2 separate regions of the Homo sapiens genome follow, and region 2 is linked to region 1. A link is a loop called in an ENCODE intact Hi-C map of the cell type or tissue named here. Cell type or tissue: mammary epithelial cell. All regions are shown on one strand. Links, peaks and the distances in the headings refer to the core of each region. The heading gives the core; the rest is flanking DNA.

Evidence for each region. Peaks named below come from ENCODE experiments on the same cell type or tissue, not always from the same donor. Only the 100,000 strongest peaks of a DNase experiment are listed, where the experiment ranks them.
Region 2: it touches region 1 in a loop (10-fold over the local background); 2 of 110 quality-filtered maps call a loop at or near these places.

The regions. Positions count from the first base shown.
Region 1 is chr13:102,902,581-102,905,495 of GRCh38, forward strand. No RefSeq gene overlaps it. Among named protein-coding and RNA genes, the nearest start is that of ERCC5, 58 kb to the left of the region's middle. In mammary epithelial cell, for the core only: a CTCF peak has its summit at 1,273; a DNase peak (open chromatin) is centred at 1,911; H3K27ac peaks cover 1,138 bases.
Region 2 is chr13:103,066,765-103,069,679 of GRCh38, forward strand. No RefSeq gene overlaps it. Among named protein-coding and RNA genes, the nearest start is that of SLC10A2, 1.8 kb to the left of the region's middle. In mammary epithelial cell, for the core only: a CTCF peak has its summit at 1,713; no DNase peak of the experiment used is centred there.

The DNA.
Region 1 (2,915 bases), core at 107-2,606:
GCAAAGACTTCACTAAGTTTTTCTTTGCAAGGAATATTGAGCACGTATTAGAGCGATTAATTTAAAGGTGTATGTTGATCTTAAAACACTAATGTGGGAAGCGAAAGACCGTATTATATAAAGGAGATGCTGAGGTGGAAGCAAATGCTGTTCTTTTGCTTGGGCAACGGCTCAGGAAGAATGAAATGAATGAAATGCGGGCTGCCCTCTGGTGACTTTTCAGCAGAGAAGGCCAAGGGGGTGGGGATGAACTTTAAAACCTCATCTGATCTGTTTGTGGCCATATTCTGTGAACGGTGCTGATGTTTATAGGTCTGTTACTAGGCGGGAACTCTCCCTGAATCAGCAGAGTTAAGCCATGGGGTGATGTGAGAACACCAGTTCTTGGAAACCACCTTTCAGCAATCTTTCAACGGGAGGGCCCGCATGGACTCAGGCAGCACAGCCTTCCAATGCCAAAGACCAGGCCGTAGGGACCTAGTGGGAGAATGGAAGGACACCGATATCTTTGGCAGCAAAGTGCTTGTCTAAGTGGAAATGGCCTTTGGTGCCTGTTAGCCTGAGGTTGGCCAGGCACCTCTGTCCCTGGAGGGCGATATTGCAGAGTAAGCTGCAAGCCCTGGCTGGAGGACTCCGACAGGTGACAGGATGTAAGCTGATGCAGGAGCAGGGTGGTAGGTGAGGGGTGGTGGTGGGGGGTGGCTCGGAGAGCTGCCACGATGTCAGAGTCTGTCCTGTGAGCACGAGGTGCAGAGGACGGTGCTGACTGCCACAGGAGAGCAGAGGCAAGGCAGCCACTGAATGTTCCAGAATGGAGAGGAGGGAAAACGTTGTGTTTAAAACTTCTTGTGGGAAATGGCTACCCGGCACAGGCACAACTTCAAAAGCAGGATGGTAGAAATGGAAACCCGAGGGAGAGACTCCAAGGTTATTGAGGAAAAGAATCACAAGATGTTTTTCTCTGATCGTCTCTTTATTGTCCTCGTTCCTGGTTGAATTTTGAGCTGACCAGCAGAGCCTGAAGTCTGCCGATTGTCGTCTCTACGAAGCAGATGACTGAATACGGAGTTTGATAAATGCAAGAAGTCAAAGCCAACATCTGAAGAAATTTCAGCTGGGATGCTGATGCAATCTCTCTTAGACGAAATGCTTGCTTTGCTTCTATTTCATGCTCCTACCAAGCAGGTGAAATTCTAAGGATTTAGATACCATTACCCTAGAGATCCCAGAATAAAATTCGAGTATGAAATTACAGATGATCGCCACTGGGAGGCCCCAGTGATCTGCAAAATGAACTTTTCCTTCTGGATAAATAAGTGAAAATAAAAGAAATGATTTAAGCAAGTGAATTGAATTATAAAAGATGATATGCAAATGCATCAAAAGCGGCAAGGGGTAAATACACAACAATGTAATGTGATAAACGTGTGGTGTTGTCTTCTTTAATTAGACATTGTTTAAATTCCGCCCCTTGCCTGCGCACTATGCACACGTTATAAAATACATTCTCCAAGTAGAGGAGAAATGGGGGCTGGTTTCTAGTTCTTTGAACGCCGTACAGGTGTTCGTTGGTGTGTGGTGAGGCGGAAGGGGTGACGAGGGAGGAGAGGGAAGAGGATGCCAGTGTAAGGGAATGAAGACAGGGAGCAAGCAGAGAGGACACTGGGGTGGGAAGAGAGGTTTTGCTTCTTACAGCCTAAGAGGAAATGTCTGATCGGACTTGTCAGATTTCCATTTCTTGTAATCTAGTGGTTCTCAAACCTGAGGGTGCATCTGAATCACCTGGAGGTTTTGTCAAAACACAGGTTGCTGAACCCCAACTCCAGAGTTTCTGATTCAGTGATTTGGAATGCGGCCCAAAGATTTGTGTTTCTAAGTTCCTGGTGATGCTGATGCTCCTGGTCTGGGAACCAGACTTTGAGACACACTGTGTGGCTGTACACTACGTCTCCATCTTCAGAGATCATCATTTGAGACTGGGGCACGTTGGTACGAAAGGGAGATGCTTCCACCTACCTGCTCCACTGTGTCCTCCACTCATTTCATCTGCTGTGTCTGATGATTCACATCTCTAAAATGCACCTCTTTCTGGAAAGAACACCTCCCCAAGAGGCCTTCTATGAACCACCTGGGCAAATTCCTCTAGGCTCCATCCTTCCCAAGTTCTTGCAAGATTGCATGATACAGGCTACCATTTTTGCATGCACTTAATATTCTTTATGTGCCACGTATGCCCATTTGAGTCTAACACTTTAAGCATAGTTATAGTCTATGAAGTGAAGACGAAGTGAGAAAAATTGTGCAGAGCTTATTTGACAGCCAGAGACTAAGGGGATATTTCTTAAAATTATAGTTTGGGGACTTTGAATATGAGACGTGTGTCAGCTATTAAAGAACAGAGAGTGACAGTGTTTAATTTTATTGCTACAGTGTGTAATAGCTCCAAATTCAGACAGGCTCTTAATTAAAAATGTGCTCCTAGTACCAGAGATTGGATTCCCAACCTTTATATGGTCTTCAGAGGTATGATTCTGATATACACGAACAGTGACAATGTTGAGTGTGGGATTTATGGGGTACAGAGGAGTTTGTAAGGGATGGGGGAGCATGGTGGGGGAAGCTCAGTCAGAGTTTTTGATTTCATCATTGTAGGGGTGTACCTGGGCATGCACCTTGTTTTCACCCACCTTCACCACTTGCCGGATAAGCTAGAAGATGATTGGCATTGGTGAGATTTTTTTTTTTTTTTTTTTTTGAGATGGGGTCTCACTCCTACAGCCTTGACCTCCCAGGTCAAGTGATCCTTCCACTTCAGTCACCCCAGTAGTTGGGACTACAGGTGCGTGCCACTACACCTGGCTATTTTTTTGTATTTTTTTTGTAGAGATGGACTTTCACTATGTTGCCCAGGCTGG
Region 2 (2,915 bases), core at 183-2,682, 160 kb after region 1:
AATCAACTCTGAATAGTACAGAATCTTATAGGGACTGAGCCATAGGAACACATATTGTTCTCCCATTTCCCTTTCAATAGAAGGGTTTAGGGCCCTGAATAGTTGAGTGCCCTGTGCCTAATTATGTTGCAAATCAGGTGTCAGACTCTGAACTGGGACCCAGATCTCCATCCAATTTCCACTCCCAGTAGTTTTGCTACTGTATCAGTGTTTCCTGGAATTGCTTTGTAGTGTCCATAAAGTATATGGAAATTTAAGAAACTTCTAGGGTCTTGGTGCAAATCTGAGAGAGTAACATTTGGGAAGATAGAATGTTTTCTGTGTTTCCTGGTGGAAAGGAGTCTGACTTGCACAGCCACCCTCAACTACTTACACATGCAATTATGTGTGCGTTGTCATAGTAACAGAGTACTTTATAGATGGAGACAATACAATTATTTAGAGGGATGAACCTCAGAGAATTAGGTCAAAGTGACAGGATCTCTTTGTGCTTGGAGTCATAAATTGAAATTCGATTTTTTTTTTTTTGGCAGGGGGATTCCAAGAGAGATTTTTGTAAATGTCAAATAGTCGACCTCATGCTGGGCAGAACGCTGTATTTCAGTATACAGGGAAGATAAAGAAAGAGGTAGAGAAGAGATTGTCCTGTTTTCAGGAGTTTATAACCCAGTTATTGAGTTAGGACACAGAGTAATAATAAAATTGAATATTCCGATCATGATTCACAATTTGTAGGACAAATTCTAATTTATTATTCAACTTAATCATCTTAAATTAAGTAGGATTAGCACTCCCATTTTACAGATGACGACTTAAGGGTTGAGGAAATTGAGTGCTTTAGATAAGGTTAAAGGGAAATGAGAGAACAACGTGTTTTCCTATGGCTGGTATCTGGAAATACTGGAACCGAGCGTTCTGATTATGTGAAGAAAGTGGTCGGTTTGGCTTGCTGGGGATTGGAGTAATATCTTAGAACAGAGCTTCTCAAAACTCAGTGTGAACAGGATTCCCCTGGGGGCCTTGTTAAAATGCAAATTCTGATTCTGGAAGTCTAGGGAGAGTTTTCTTTCTAGCAAGCTTGTAGTTGATGGCGATGACACTGATCTGGGGTCACACTTTTAGTATCATGGCTTCAGAATAGCAGAGTGACAACAGTTGTACCCATATTGGTGACAACGGAACTTACCGGTCACAACTGAAAGCAGCTTTTGCAGAGAAACTCAATATGGGAAAATTAACCTTTTTCATAACTGGAGTAAATGTGAGCTGTGGCTAGCAGAATGGGCCACTGAGCAGAAGAGCTAATAGAGTGAAATGCCCAAACCACAGGTGGGGGTGCCTAGGCATTGAGCTACTGGGAAAAACCTGAGCCATTTCCTTCCAGGGCAACCGTGATTTGTACTTGTTGATGTGGCTATCTGAGTGGTCACGTCCTGCCTGCCTTTCTAGCACAAGTGGGGGCTGCCATTGTCCCTGACCTGGCTGCCTGCCAATTCCTGGGAGAGCCTTCTGTCTTTCCCACCTCCTTCCCCACCCCAACAGCTAAATGATAAACCAGGTAATATCCAAAGAGGCCTCCCCTCCCACTCCTAGGTGTATCATGACTTGGCCCTACCCTGCTGGCTGCTCCAAGCATTTCCTGGGACTGACCTCTGGCCTACTTCTGTCGGGAGCTGGCCCTCCCCAGGGCAGATGAGCCAAGTGCACTCCCTGCTGCCACACCTGAGCATCTGCACCTAGCCGCTCACACCTGGGCACCTGCACCTGAGCACCTGTGGCTGGCTCTTCCCCCAACTCCCAAAGGTGGGTGAGGCAGATGCCCATGCAGTGGTGATCAGTTTACGGTCTCTCTTTTCTGATTTCTCTTAACCTCAAACATTAGGTGAAAGGCAGAAAGCTAGCCTAGGATTGAACGGCAAATAGCCTCTTCACCAGGTCTGATCTGCAAAGGAAAATTTGAGCCCTGCAGGCGGGAAGGATTTGGATTCTGAAATTTCTCTTAAAGTTGGAAGGCTGCAGTGCAAGGCCCAATGCACAGGGCTCAAGACAAGCATATTTAGACACCCTCCTTTGAACTCAAATGGGTTTCCCAGGGCAGGCCTCCTGTTTTGGGCCATGGCTGCTTCTGGGTTGGCCAGGTGTGATCCATACTTAGGCTTTTTGCTCACAGTGCTGGAAGCAGGGAAGAAAAGTGAAGGGAGCAGAAAGCAGGTTCAGAACAAAGCTCTTCTCAAATTTCAGATGACTTTCTAAGGAGATTTTAGGCTCCCAGGGGCAGAATGCTTTGCATATAGACAACTTGCAAATGAGCAGTCTGTTTGACTAGACAGAGTGCTACAGTTCTGCTTAAAAAAAAGTGCCAATGCATTTCTAATTTCACATTGTTTTTACATAAATTTGCACATTAGGCTTGAGAGGTTTTATATTCAAGTATCGGAATGATTCACAATTAATTAGTACCCTTAACTTCAGCTATATTCAAATCCAGACACTGAAAGTATCTAAATATATAAAAATCATTCTCAGGAAACAACAGGTGCTGGAGAGGATGTGGAGAAATAGGAACACTTTTACACTGTTGGTGGGACTGTAAACTAGTTCAACCATTGTGGAAGTCAGTGTGGCGATTCCTCAGGGATCTAGAACTAGAAATACCATTTGACCCAGCCATCCCATTTTACTGGGTATATACCCAAAGGACTATAAATCATGCTGCTATAAAGACACATACACACGTAAGTTTATGGCAGCACTATTCACAATAGCAAAGACTTGGAACCAGCCCAAATGTCCAACAATGATAGACTGGATTAAGAAAATGTGGCACATATACACCATGGAATACTATGCAGCCATACAAAATGATGAGTTCATGTCCTTTGTAGGGACGTGGATGAAATTGGAAATCATCATTC